Regions from separate parts of the Homo sapiens genome. Here region 2 is linked to region 1. A link is a contact called in ENCODE Hi-C or POLR2A ChIA-PET data. All regions are on one chromosome and are shown on one strand. Each heading gives the region's core, a stretch centred on a gene start or an enhancer-like site at or near the end of the contact. The rest is flanking DNA. Distances are from core to core; before and after follow the strand shown. Region 1 overlaps PLEKHG1 (pleckstrin homology and RhoGEF domain containing G1). Region 2 overlaps PLEKHG1 (pleckstrin homology and RhoGEF domain containing G1).

Region 1 (7,412 bases), core at 2,498-4,997:
ACCCGTGGAATCAGGCTCTAATTTTCTCCACTATATAGAGAGAAGGAGGGAGTACTTGCACAGCAGATAAAAGGTGAGTTAGGTGGGGGAAATATTGGGATTAAGACTTAGCATTTTCTTTTTCCATTACCCAAAGAGGGGTTCTTTGATAACATCTGCATATTTTTTTGTGTCCTGGAGAATAACTTCTCTATTATCAGGGACCCCTTGGCCCAAGGGACCACCACCAGCTCTTGACTGGCCTGCAGCACAAGGCTTCTGACTTGTCATCTCTTTACCACCCCACTTTCTGTAATTCATTCTCACCCAATAGCTAGTGAATCTTTAGAAAGCTGAACTGGATTCCATCACCCTCCTGCTTAAAACCTATAAATATAGTCCCATTGCATTTAGAATAAAAACCAAACTCCTTAACATGGTCTGCAAGGCTGTGCAAGAGCTAGTCCTCATCTCTCTCTCCAACCCCATCCCCACTGCTCACTGCCTCCAGCCTCACTGGTTTTCCATTCATTCACTCTTTCATTCATGTCCCAACTTCATGTAGGTCTTCCCTAGTCTTTTCCTGTGACTAGAATGTGATCTCTTAGAGCATCCTGGTCTCTTCATTCATAGCACTGACCACAATTTAAAATAATATACTTGGGGTTTTTTAAACTGTTATCTTTCAGCTCCACTAGACTCTAAGCTTCTTGCAGGTGTCACTACCAATGTAAGCACTGTCTCCTCAGCACTTACTACAGTGCCCGGCATATGGAGTCCTTCCATAAATGTTGGCTCAGAGTGAGCAAGTGATTTCTGACTTGACCAATTCCTCAACAGTCTGGGGCACTGGTTCCTTCTTACCCATAATGGCTCTGTCCTTTCCTCTTTTAAGGAATACTCTAGGACGGAGGAAAAAGAAGCAACATATGGTGTGGATGCAGTGAACAGGGAACACTTCTACACTGCTGGTGGGAATATAAACTAGTACAGCCACTATTGAAAATACTGTGGAGATTCCTTAAAGAACTAAAAGTAGATCTACCATGTGATCCTGCAATCCCACTACCAGGTATTTACCCAGAGGAAAAGAAGTCGTTATTCAAAAAAGATACTTACACAGGCATGTTTATAGCAGAACAATTCACAACTGCGGAACCAACCCAAATTCCCATCAATCAATGAGTGGATAAATAAACTGGTGTGTGTGTGTATATATATATATATATATATATGATGGAATACTATGTAACCATAAAAAGGAGTGAATTAACAGCATTTGCAGTGACCTGGATGAGATTGGAGACTATTATTCTAAGTGATGTAACCCAGGAATGGAAAACCAAACATTGTATGTTCTCACTGGTATGTGGGAACTCAGCTATGAGGACGCAAAGGCATAAGAATGATACAATGGACTTTGGAGACTTGGGGGAAAGAATGGGAGGGGGGGGCAAGGGATAAAAGCCTATAAATATGGTGCAGTATATTCATGGGTGATGGGTACCACTAAAGAACTTACTCATATAACAACAACAACAATAATAAAATAACACAGAAAAAGAAGCAACATAAGCGTTAACATTATGTCATTTCCCTCAGCCAAATGGACTATGTGGGGTCAACAACCAACAGACCCTTTAGCTATCTATGTATGCTCATGTGGCCCAGGGTTTCCCCACTCTTCCCAGGATAAATAGGGAACTCCAAAGTTTTGCTGAATGAGCACAAGAATGCAAAAGCATTTTTTATTACCCTTAGTTCTAGGACTGACATGTTGGTACAACTCCAGGGGGCGCCCATGCTCAGATTTGTGACTGGTACTGGTAGCGCATGCTGCGGCTGTGTAGCGTAGGTGGCTGCCCTGCTCAGGGCTTCGATGTTGTCCTTCTGGGTTAGCCTTCCATCTCTGTGCCTTGTTCTTAGGTTTACTCTTTATTACAAACGCAACGTTTATCTTATACATGGCTTTAAAAATATGAACAAATATGAACAAAATAGAACATATTCCTTATAAAGTCAATGAAATAAAGGTCAGTGGAAGGCTATGAAAAGAAAAACCTGTGTAAGTTGATTTTTTATTAGAAAAAAACCCACAATGTTACTGATTTTTGAAAATTGATTCCTCATTGTTTATTTACTTTGAAAACATAAACATATGTGAAAATACTGTATAATCAATATTTTTCTTCTATCAAAATCCATGGGGCTTATGAAGAAAAATAAACAATTATCTCATTGAGGACCAAGGGTAAAAATTAATAAAGCCACTGTTTTCTTTAAACACAAAAATCCCTTAGTTATCCCAGGAATGGTTTGAAAAGGAAATTAGAAATACATTTTAGGATCAAAATCTGGGTTATGGCAATGTCCACATGAAGAGCATTTTTGGTAAGGACCTGATTGAAGTTTAAGAAATCATTCTTGGCCAGGCATGGTGGCTCACGCCTGTAATCCCAGCACTGTGGGAGGCCGAGGTGGGTGGATCGCCTGAGGTCAGGAGTTCGAGACCAGTCTGGCCAACATAGTGAAACCCTGTCTCTACTAAAAATACAAAAAATTAGCTGGGCGTGGTGGCAGGCGCCTGTAATCCCAGCTACTCGGGAGGCTGAGGCAGGAGAAACGTTTGAACCTGGGAGGTGGAGGTTGCAGTGAGGCATGATCGCGCAACTGCACTCCAGCCTGGGCAACAAGAGCAAAACTCCCATCTCAAAAAAAAAAAAAAAAAAAGAATAATTCTTTACACAGCATAGGATGATGCCGAAAGGACTAAATACACAGTTCCAGTAACTTTGACATCGAGTAAGGTATTAAAAGTAATTTAGGCAAAAATTTAACCCCAAAGAACGTCGCGTTATTTTATCCATTAGCTAAAGGGTTAATTCTCCCCACAGACTGAAGCCTTATGGGTTCAAGCTGATGCAATTATAAGGGAGTTAGACATCAAACTAGGTCAGAGAATGACCTCGGTAGGCAATCAAAAACCATCTCAGAAGCCTCTTCAACCCCCCATCTATCCAGGCAAAAGTCATCTTTTCTCCTCACTCCTACTCATTCTGTACAGCAAAAACACATCCCAGCTATCTACAGTGATGTGTCTTCAAGGCTTTCTCCCCTCTCTATTTGAGGGCTAGATCTAAGTCAGGAGCCTCCTTTTGTCTTTCCTGAACCCACAGTGGGGCTGTGCAAATGTTTGAGTTAAAAAATGAACATCAGTGTTTACAGGGATCTTATTTTAGGCTTTCCTCAGAACTAAGTAGGGGAGAAACAAAGAAAAGCCTGCAAAAAAAGGCCCTAGTTAAACTGTTTAAAAATAAATCCAGATTAACAATGGCATGGAGTCATCACTGCAATAAAATGCAAAGATGACGGCCAGATACTTGAGCTACATTGCTCACAATAATTCAGCTGCCATTTTATTTATATTTAAGGTCAAATAAGACAAATCTTGTTTTGTATTACTTTGTACAAAGCAGGGGGACTAGAGAGAATTTTACATTTCATATCATCAGAAGACTAAAATATTTTTCCAGAAACAAATCAAAATTTAAATAAGTGAAACATGAAATTTTTAACCTTTACCATACTCTGCCCTACAAATAATCAACTTATTTTCAGTGATTACACATAAAGCATTCCGGTTTTAAAGTCCTTTGTGCTAGAGTTTCAGGTCCGGCCTGATTAGGAACACTGCGCCCAGCTGAGTGGAATGTGGAACTCCTACTTGGTCATCGGCCAGCAAGACTCCATGGCAACCACTATGTTTCGACAGATCAAAGGAGAGTTGAGCACTCAGGAATTGTCTCAGACTACCCAATAATAGACACTACATTTAATATGAGTACACTTTCTCAAATGGACCATTAAATTTTATTGTAGAAGAACTCAAAATATCATGTACAAAAATTCCAGAAACTTACAAAGGGAACTGTTGGCTCTCCAAGAAAACCATCATTCCTTTTTTTGGAACTGGACTACAGGGAGTTGAAAAATCTTTGAGGGAGCCATAAAGAATCCAATCACTTTTTACTTTGTTTAGATGGTGTTCTAGCTGTTGAAGGCTCCCATGATAATTTTGTGTTCTGTTTTTAGCAGAAGTTACAGGTAGGGCAGCCAATGCTTTATGTCTGCTTTTGGCAAGCACAAGCAACAGTGAGTTTCTCACTTCAGGCTATGTGTGGGCACATGAAACCTTCACTAATTCAAAGAAAGCTTTCACAGCCAACAGCAACCAGTTTAGAAAAACAGCAATGAGACTTTCGGCATCAATCTTCACTTTCATATTCCTGGAAAGACCTATTGCACGTATTTTAGCCGCCCTTGTATACAAGATAATCTTCAAACCTTCTGCTCTGAATTCTTTTTTATACACACATCTTACAAAAAGACAAGAGGCCTTGAACATTTTAATACCTGCTGATGGGCTGGAAAAGCTTTTAAAGGAATAAGTAGCACTCTACCACAAGAAGACAGTATTTTTACTTGTGACTGCTGATGGATTCACTATCCCTTGTAGTTCTAAAGGAGAGTCACCTCTACTTTTCACAGTTTCATTTATTTGCAGACTTCTGAATTCAGCTTTTCTAAAAGTTCTCTAGCAGCATAGAGGGTGTGTGAGGAAAACCGGGTAATATTATTTCCTAGGCAATTTTAATGCAAATTCAATGCAGGAAAATATTCCTGCTTGAATTAATAAAACATTGTTTAGCCAAATCTGTTGCAAATAGGAAAAAGTAGACTGCTATAAATAAAAGTAATAAACCACAGGAGGCTGTCCTTGGATTCTGTACTTCAGACTACTATTTTCCAAGATACCTTATGATCCTAAATTGTAACAAACAGAAGTATGTTCTGCCTTGAACCCCATTTTAGTGTCATATTAAGACAACATAATGCTGTTTAGTACATATATGTTGAAAACACAAGACTTGGCTGAACAGATAATAGAAACAGCCTTTTCAGAGTCAATCCTTAGTCAAAGGCTAAGTATTCACAAAATCATATGTAGAAACTCTTTTTAAAAAAATTATGTCCGCAGCAATATAATATTTAAAAAGACTGGTGAGCAAACATTTTAGGGATGCTAAAAACTTGAAATATTAGTAGTTAGCTAACTAAAGGTGATGCAGACCCAACCCTAATATATGTTTAGACAGGCCCAGTTTTCATGCTATATGATTTAAATAGCTTGGCATCCCTAAGCATTGTACACACACACACAAACACACACACACCCCCTTTTGGAGAAAATTTAAAAATCTTATCAGGCTGGGCGCAGTGGCTCACGCCTGTAATCCCAGCACTTTGGGAGGCCGAGTTGGGTGGATCACGAGGTCAGGAGATCGAGACCATCCTGGCTAACGCGGTGAAACTCCATATACTAAAATATAAAAAAATTAGCCGGGTGTGGTGGTGGGCACCTGTAGTCCCAGCTACTTGGGAGGCTGAGGCAGGAGAATGGTGTGAACCCGGGAGGCGGAGATTGCAGTGAGCCGAGATTGCGCCACTGCACTCCAGCCTGGGCGACAGAGTGAGACTCCATCTCAAAAAAAAAAAAAAAATTATCAATGCAGCTGGTATGATGGCAACTGTATGAAGCTAGAAGGCAAGATATCTTGATTCCAGCTCAGTCTCTGACATGAACTTGCTGTGCACGTTTGATGGTATTGCCAGCTCTCTCCAGACTGCAATTTTCTCATCAATAACATGAGATACTTAGGAGTAGGTCTTTTCTGTGTCTGCAATGAACACCTAGGTACTGCAGAGGTGAGCAAAGGGAGTGGTAGAGACACTGGGCTCATTGGTTATCTGATCCTGCCCCAAGCAGAGAAGATGGAGCAAGCTGGCAAACAGACGCAAGTTAGCAATGAACGGACCAACACAGCCGAAGCAGAGGGAGTGTGGGATGGGGAAGTGACAGGAGCTGCAGCTGGTCAGACCATGGAAACCCTTGAGGGTGGGAGACAGTGTTATCCTGTGGCGAACTCAGTGTAATGAGAGGAAGGCCAAGTTTATGCTTGTTCCTAAACTCTCTTCCCTGGGCGCCATTCCAACCTGAATGCATCAGTTGACTTCAGACAACCACAACTCCATTGGATTGCAGAAAGTGGAACATCTGACCCTTTTAATACATTTTGTCCAGGAAGCTGCATTATATTTATAGAACTTGACTCTTTTCATCCAGAGTACTGCCAGGGTAGAGGAAGGACTCAGAAGAAACCACATATTTCTGTTGCTATGCTTTTGTTTTTTAACAGGAAATTGTTGTCTAAACGAGAGCATTTCCAACGTGGAAAGACATGAGGGGGACATCAGACCACCTACAGGATAACCATTACACAGGAGAGATGGAGGCAAGGCCCCACCCCATCATGGGCAGATGGCTCAGTGAGGCCAAGTTTATACATTATGGATTCCTTTAGCCTTAACTGTGCCTTCCCCTTATGACTGAGCTCCTGTGGGCTTCCCATGCTACCCCAACCAACTCCCCTGGTTGGCCAAATCATAGGGAATAAAGGGACAAATGCCAGAAGCAGCTGGGAATTTTACCACTGATTCTATAGTTGACAGAAACCAGAGCATTTCCCCAAGAACCTGTGCTGATGCAGTAAAGAAACTGAAAAAAAAAAAGTCCCCCTGCTCAGCCTTCATATTAATATTTTTATTTTTATTTTTATTTTTATTTTTATTTTTTGAGATGGAGTCTTGCTCTGTTGCCCAGGCTAGAGTGCAGTGGTACGATCTTGGATCACTGCAACCTCCGCCTCCTGGGTTCAAGCGATTCTCCTGCCTCAGCCTACTGAGTAGCTGGGACTACAGGCACGTGCCACCATGCCCAGCTAATTTTTTGTATTTTTTGTAGAGACAGGGTTTCACCGTGTTAGCCAGGCTGGTCTTGAACTCCTGACCTCGTGATCTACCTGCCTCGGCCTCCCAAAGTGTTGGGATTACAGGCGTGAGCCACGACATTCATTATTAAATCAAATCATTACTGCCTTGATACAGGCAGGAAGAAAAGTTCTATTTTTTCTATTATATTAGCTTTCTCTTCTAATGACGTAGTGTTTTGGGGAAGAGTGGGTGACAATAGAGGCAAGAAGAGCGATAATTTATTTAAGTAACTTGCAACCTGCAAACAGATTGTGTTCTAAATCATTCTGAGCCCAGACTTCAAGTCTGGAACCCAGTTTCTCACAGATCATGCATAAGGATAAATGTGTTCCCAGATCACCTATATTGGTCTATTTAACTCGGGCACTAAATACCCCAAGGAGCCTGTTCTCCCGGTTGCAACCTATCTCTACCCAGCTGTCCTCGCCAGCAGCTTGGAAGCCATTCTCAGCAGCCCAATTATTGGCCTTATTGTCATCTGGCTCTGTTCCCACAGCCTATGTCTAAATCCTAAAGACAAAGGAATGGAAAGCAGAAAGTAA
Region 2 (7,412 bases), core at 2,969-5,468, 140 kb before region 1:
AGGCAGGAGAATCGCTTGAACCCAGGAAGCGGAGGTTGCAGTGAGCCGAGATTGAGCCACTGCACTCTAGCCTGGGCGACAGAGCAAGACTCCGTCTCAAAAAAAAAAAAAAAAAAAAATGCAGATTCTTGCCACCCAACCCTGATCTACTGACTCAAAAGCTCAAGGCACGGAGCCTGGTATCTTTATCACCAGCCCTCACCATGACACTATGGCCTTGTAACTATTTTGAGTTAATTGCAAAATGGCTGCTGGAAGTTTCCTCTCATTGTTGTCTTTCCTCCTGCAGAATGCTGTGATTATCATGAGCTAAGTCTCTCTGTTTCCCCAACTCCCTGCACCTCCCATCTCTTCTGTGTGCCCCAGAATCTCCCAGAGTGAGACGGCCCTGAAGGACAATGTCTGTGATCCCAGCTCAGGCACTTCACTAGGTGGGTGCTCTCCGAGCTCAACTGGACAGTGGGATCAGGGAGCCTCTCTTTCAGAATGGTCATTAGGATTCAATGATCAGCTCAACTGGTGAGTTCCACCCACTCTCCTAGGGCAGGGGTCCCCAACCCCCGAGCCACAGACTAGTACTAGTTCGTAGCCTGTTAGGAACTGGGCCGCACAGCAGGAGGTGAGTGGTGGGCAAGCGAGAGAAGCTTCGTCTGGATTTACAGTGGCTCCTCATGGCTCGCATTACAGCCTGAGCTCTGCCTCCTATCAGATCAGTGGCAGCATTAGATACTCATAGGAGTGTGAACCCTACTGTGAATTATGCATGCGAGGGATCTAGGTTGCAGCACTCCTTGTGAGAATCTAATGCCTGATGATCTGAAGTGGAGCTGAGGCAGTGATGCTAGCACTGAGGAGCAGATTAACGTTAGCAGAGAGGTTTGACTGCACAGAGACCATAATAAATCAATTGCTTGCAGATTCATATCAAAACCCTGTCAGTGAGTGTCAAGGAGCAATTAAGCTGCATCTGGTGGCAGGCTTTATCGTGGCAAGTGAGTTGATGTACTTCAATTGTACAGCTGCATCTGGTGGCCTTAAAAGTATGTTTGAGGCCGGGCGTGGTATCTCACGCCTATGATCTCAGCACTTTGAGAGGCTGAGGCGGGCAGATCACGAGGTCAGGAGTTCAAGACCAGCCTGACCAACACGGTGAAACCGTCTCTACTAAAAATACAAAAATTAGCTGTGCGTGGTGGTGTGTGCCTGACATCCCAGCTACTCAGGAGGCTGAGGCAGGAGAATTGCTTGAACCTGGGAAGGCAGAGGTTGCAGCACCACTGCACTCCAGCCTAGGCAACAGAATGAGACTCCATCTCAAAAAAAAAAAAAAAAAAAAAAAAAAAAAAAGTATGTTTGAGACAACTTCAAACCTCCTTACATTCTGGATTAAAGTCCAGGCGAATATCCTGAGATTGCCACAAAAGCACAAAAGCCTGCTTCCATTTCCAACATCCTATCTTTGTGAAGCAGGGTTTTCTGCAGTGACAGTGACCAAAATAAGATGAGAGCAGACTGGACATAAGCAACACACTTGGGGTGTCGCTGTCTCCCATCACCCCCAGATGGGACTGTCTAGTTGCTCAGGGCTAGAACAAGCTCAGGGCTCCCACTGATTCCACATTATGGTGAGCTGTAGAACGATTTCATTATATATTACCATGTAGTAATAGAAATAAAGTGCACAATAAACGTAATGTGCTTTCATCATCCCAAAAGCCTCCCCCTGCCTCCATCCGTGGAAAAATTATCTTCCACAAAACCAATCCCTGGTGCCCAAAAGGTTGAAGACCACTGTCCTAGGGGATTGTAGCCTTTCTTGCCTCTTTAAAGTTATTTTCATTTTTTAAGGGTAGTATAATTTAACCTACAAAACACTATGCTAAAAATAACTTTTAAAATAATTTTACTCTATTTTGCTACCATCTGTGATATCCCAGTACAAATATTTCGGCTAAGTGGCGATCACGTTTAGTGAAAAAGTGTGGGGCTTGGGGGAGCCTCAACACAGTCACCTTAGAGAAAACAAATGCTTCAATTTTTGTAACCTGATAGCTATCTCTCTCATACATTCAGAGTTTGAGATTATGAGTTGAAATTACTTGCAAACACAAATGTTAGCTCAGTCTCTCTCTGGGAAGTGCAATTACAGAAACATACTAATATATAAAATGCAAAATACCTTCACCTTTATTTTCAATTAATTTGGAGAAGAGTTAAATTTATTTACCACATATACTAATGGGCAATATGGCTATTTCCAAGAAGTTCCCTGGTATCTGTAAAGCTGACTTCAAGAATTTTTTTTTGTCTGGACATTTAATTTTTAAAGTACTGTTTCCAGGATTTCCACTAGGTGTCAGCCAAGGACCATCATTGAATTAAAAGAACGGAAGGCAGCTGGGAGGCTGTAACTAATGAGTTTCCCACAGCTGTGTTGACATTATTAGACTGGTGATACATTTCTTGATGTTTAAAATTTCCCACTATGCATTCATTTCACAGAAATAATAGAAATACATTTTGAAAACTTTAGGAAAATAAGAAATAATCTCGAGGAAAGATGTGGAAAGTTCACTTTAATGATAATCCTGCTTAAATAGAAAATTATGATTACATTATAGTGAATAAAGTATATTAGACAAGCGTGTTTGAGGCTGGGTGTGGTGGCTTGTGCCTGTAATCCTAGCACTTTGGGAGAGGCTGAGGCAGGTGGATCACTTGAGGCCGGGAGTTCGAGACCAGCCTGGCCAACATGGTGAAACCTCATCTCTACTAAAAATACAAAAATTAGCCAGGTGTGGTGGTGTGCGCCTGTAGTCCCAGCTACTCGGGTGGCTGAGGCACAAGAATACTTGAACCCAGAAGGTGGAGGTGGCAGTGTGCTTTTTCTTGTATGGAGATTGCACCACTGCACTCCAGCCTGGGTGACAGAGTGAGACGCTGTTTCAAAACAAAACAAAACAAAAAAAGGTGTTTTTATTGCCAGTGGGAATAATGTGGTTAGGATGCTCTTTGGAGCCAGATAGACCAATCCAGGCTTGGTCATGTACTAGTTATATAAACTTGGGCAGTTTATTTAATGTCTCTCAGCCTCTGTTTTTATTTTTTCTAGAATGGGAAGAATAAGAACTACCTCATAACATATTTTGGTGAGGGTGAAATAAGAATATAAAGTACTCAGCACAGTGTGTATGCTCAATAAGTTGTAACTGAAAAGATGTTTTTAGATAGAAAGGATCGACAACTTGGGGAGAAAGTACGATGTTATATTGACTATATTAACCATTTGAATACTTAAAGGGAACTTCCTGAGGCACACACGCCTAGCGTGGGAGAAAGACAGGTATGTAAGGGGGTCTCATTTTGTAACTGCCTTTCAGAATCTTGTTAGCAATTTTGATTTTCCCAGCAGACAGGTAAACAATGGGTGGGGCCCATCAAAGATACTCTGCCATTGCTCAGAAGGGCATTCTAAGGCACCAGGCCAGCAACAAAATGACTAATCATAAAGAAAATGCAGTCCCCTCTCTGCATGAGCTCCCTTTCATCTCATAACACCCTGACGAAATGAAAACTCATGCTTAGGTCCAAGTCCACACCTATGCACATTCATTTCCTGAGGACCAAATCATTGCTGGCAGTCCTGAGAACAAGCTTCAAATGCTTGTCAAAATATACAGAGAACAAAACAGACTGTCCCCTTTCTCAGAAATCTCAGCCCTTATTTTCCACCCAGTTCAATTTTCATGATCATCATCCCATTGTCTGCTCCACCTCACTCCTCCCAGCCCCAACTTGGACTGTTTCACCATCCATGTGAATAATCCACCCACCACCCTAGTTCCTTGACCACTTTCTAATGACCTTTTCCTCCACTCCAGAGCAGCAGCACAGAATCAGAGCCACCTCCAGAACCTGATCACACTCAAAACCGTCCCACCTCTAAGGCAGGACTCCAAAAGTCCCTTCTTCAATTACAGATTAGGGTATTTCCTTCTCTCTCACATTAAGTCCTGCTGAACCGGGCTTTATGACAATACTGCAGTCCCTCACCCCACGCCTCTGTCGCCAGCTGGTTTTCCTCTTCACTCAGCCTAATGTCATGCCCAATTACTGCAACTGCGTGCTCACTGGCACCCTCCCCACCCCCGCCCTGGGAACCTTCCCCTACCAGCTCTGCCGGTTCCCAACCTGGAGGAACCCACACACACCACGGTTTTCACCAGTAGTTTCCAAGCTGCTGAGCAGATTTTGAAATGACGTCATCACACTGATTCATGGGGGCCAGCCTCAGTTGGGTCTTTGATGTCTTTCACAGGCTATTCTAGTCATCTCTAGTGACTGGTCCATTTTGTTTTTTTTTTTTTTTGAGACAGAGTCTCACTCTGTCGCCCAGGCCGTAGTGCAGTGGCGTGATCTCGGCTCAATGCAAGCTCCGCCTCCCGGGTTCACGCCATTCTCCTGCCTCAGCCTCCCGCGTAGCTGGGACTACAGGCACCCGCCACCACGCCTAGCTAATTTTTTGTATTTTTAGTAGAGATGGGGTTTCACCGTGTTAGCCAGGATGGTCTTGATCTCCTGACCTCGTGATCTGCCCGCCTCCGCCTCCCAAAGTGCTGGGATTACAGGTGTGAGCCACCGCGCCCGGCCAGCAAGTGTTCTTCTGATCCTTTCCACTTTCCCTCAGACACCCCTGCTCTCTGCTTCACTCACTCAGCAGATGACTTTATTATCTGCACGAGTGAAATCGAACCCTTTGTCTTCCCCCAAGTCCACCTCAAAGTTCCTCTGTCTTTCATCTTTTTCTCCCTTGGTTCAGAGAGATGCTTCCAGCCCTTTCCAAGATGAGCCCCTATTCCTGTGTGTCCCATCCTCTTCCTTCCCACCTCCCCAGGCCCCGTTCCAACAAGAAGTGAGCCACTGTCTCCTCTCCCACCTTCCTCCTCCTTCCCTGCCATCTGCTCATGGACTCGGCATTCGAGCCAGACGAGAAGTCTTGCTTTGCTCTTGCCTTTCTCTCCAAACTATCATTTTTTCTTCCTTTTGTGAACTTTACATATAAAAAAGTCTATACCCATTCCGTTCCTTCTTAATCCCCCTTTTTCTGCAACCCACTGTGATCTCTCCCTTTTCTCTTAGTTGCCAAATATAAAATCTGCTTTTCTGTTTAAATCTCCTTGACCTCGGCAGCCTTTGAGACTGTGTCTCCCCCATCTCTGAGATGTGCTTTTTCCTTGTTAGCGCAGTGCCTTCTCCTCAGACATCCTCCCTGCCTCCTCTGCTACTCTTTCAATCTTTCTTTGGCTGTTCTCCAAATCCCCCCACCCGCTTGCTGATCACTTAGATGTTGGGATTCCCAAGGGTTCATCTTTCCTTTGCACATTTTTGTGGGCCATCTTATTAAACCTTAGGGCTTCAATTACTGCCTCTAGCAAGAGTCTCCTGATCCTTAGCTTCCAAGACCTGAATTTCCACCTGTGGCTGACCCTGCCCAGCAGCACGGGTGCCAGTGAGAGCAGAGGGCTCCTCTCTCTCACTCCCATCTCACAGGTTCCTCTCCCTGCCTGTCTCAGAACTCACAGTACCATGCTCTCCTTCAACCCCTGACTCAGCCTTGACTTTTAGTGGGCAAAATCCTGCCTCCTGCCTCAGTGGCACTTTCTGCATTTGTTCCCTCTGTCGCTGTGGCTCCACGGCAGCACTGCTCAGCTCCTTTCTAGGCCATGGTGGTGGGTTACTATCTTCTCCAGCCTCCAACCTCACTCCTGCCACTTATTTGTCACCTTGTCCCCAAAGTTACACTCTCAGAACACAGGACTGACTGCGCCATCTCCCCTTCCTCCAAAGCCTGCAGTAATTTCCCAGTGTGAACGCGTCCAGATTCCTCAGAGCACATGCTCACAGCCCTCCAGGGGCTCCTGCCCTTCCCGTCCCTGCCCCAGCCCCTGCCTCAGTCCCTGAGAACTCAGCCCTCCCATCCTGGCACCGTCTGTGCGCCCTGAACACAGCGCATACATTCTCTCTTTTTTTTTTTTTTTAATGCAGGTCTCTAGGTCTGGTTTCCTTAATTCCTTTTTTCCCACTTAATAAAAATATTCCTAAGACTGGGCACAGTGGCTCATGCCTGTCATCCCAACACTTTGGAAAGGCTGAGGCAGGCAGATCACTTGAACCCAGGAGTTTGAAACCAGCCTGGGCAAGATGATGAGACTACACCTTTACCAAAAATACAAAAATTAGCTTGGTGTGGTGGCACAAGCCTGTGGTCCCAGCTATTCTGGGAGGCTGAGGTGGTGGGATGTCTTGAGCCCAGGAGGTCAAGGCTGCAGTGAGCCATGTTTGCACCACTGTGCTCCAGCCTGGGCGACAGAGTAAGATCCTGTCTTTAAAAAAAAAAAAACATTCCCTATCCTTTAAGACTGAGGTAAAAGATGTTTTCCTTCCTCTCTCCACTCAACGCAATTGAACACTTTATTCTTCCACAACACCTGGGTTATACTCTGTTATGTCTTCATGGTTGGCAAACGGTTCATGGCTTGGCAGCTGGCTCCCCATCTACAGATTCCTTCTTGGCCGAATCTGTATCTTGTCTCCCGAGCACCCTCATGGGACCCAGCACAGCTTTACACCCATAGGTGCTTCATGCACCTTTGAATAATTCTCATAACTTGATCTTCTTTTAAGCCCCAAAAGGAAAAACACCACCACCTCCACAGAGCCTGCAATTCATGTGAATCTTTTTTTTTTTTTCTTGAGACAGGATCTTGCTCTGTCACCCAGGCTGGAGTGCAATGGCACGATCTCGGCTTACTGCAACCTCCGCCTCCTGGGTTCAAGCGATTCTCCTGCCTCAGCCTCCTGAGTAGCTGGGACTACAGGCACGTGCTACCACACCCAGCTAATTTTTGTATTTGTAGTAGAGATGGGGATTCACCATGTTGGCCAGGCTGGTCTTTAACTCCTGACTTGAGGTGATCTGCCCACCTCAGCCTCCCAAGGTGCTAGTGCCTCCCAAAGTGAGCCACTGTGCCTGGCCCCATGTGAGTCTTTTTGATGTTAATGGCTGGTTTAGCTGAGATGTAGTTCCTATATATTCTATCTCTCAATTTTCTTTCTTTCTTTCCTTCCTTTCTTCCTTTCTTTCTTTCTTTCTTTCTTTTTCTTTCTTTCTTTCCCTCCTTCCTTCCTTCTTTCTTTCTTTCTTTTTTTTGAGACAGGGTCTTGCTGTCTCTACTAAAAATACAAAATTTAGCCAGGTGTGGTGGTGCGCACCTGTAGTCCCAGCTACTCGGGTGGCTGAGGCACAAGAGGTTGCAGTTTGCTTTTTCTTGTGTGGAGATTGCGCCACTGCACTCCAGCCTGGGTGACAGAGTGAGACCCTGTCTGGACCCTGTCACCCAGGCTGGAGTGCA

The links. Hi-C counts contacts between places; a loop is a spot of excess contacts on that map. ChIA-PET counts read pairs that join two places held with the same protein, here RNA polymerase II (POLR2A). Pooled maps may share reads with other maps.
Region 2: a loop to region 1 is called in a map of mammary epithelial cell, with 4 times the contacts of the local background. The contact joins two enhancer-like sites. A Hi-C loop is called at or near these places in 5 of 168 maps with a recorded cell type or tissue (Calu3, MCF 10A, PC-9 and 2 more) and 9 of 50 pooled maps. POLR2A ChIA-PET finds 5 or more read pairs at or near these places in 4 of 52 experiments (A673, Panc1, activated CD4-positive, alpha-beta T cell and 1 more).

The regions. Positions count from the first base shown.
Region 1 is chr6:150,664,891-150,672,302 of GRCh38, reverse strand. The region is part of intron 2 of PLEKHG1 (pleckstrin homology and RhoGEF domain containing G1); the gene reads right to left. Among named protein-coding and RNA genes, the nearest start is that of PLEKHG1, 69 kb to the right of the region's middle. Within about 2 kb of position 3,747, at least 16 of the 41 ENCODE cell types and tissues checked have a DNase peak (open chromatin) inside an H3K27ac peak, as active enhancers do; they include mammary epithelial cell, where a contact is called at or near this core.
Region 2 is chr6:150,810,262-150,817,673 of GRCh38, reverse strand. The region is part of intron 11 of PLEKHG1 (pleckstrin homology and RhoGEF domain containing G1); the gene reads right to left. Among named protein-coding and RNA genes, the nearest start is that of MTHFD1L, 52 kb to the left of the region's middle. RefSeq lists enhancers at 3,825-3,974, 4,215-4,314. Within about 2 kb of position 4,218, at least 11 of the 41 ENCODE cell types and tissues checked have a DNase peak (open chromatin) inside an H3K27ac peak, as active enhancers do; they include mammary epithelial cell, where a contact is called at or near this core.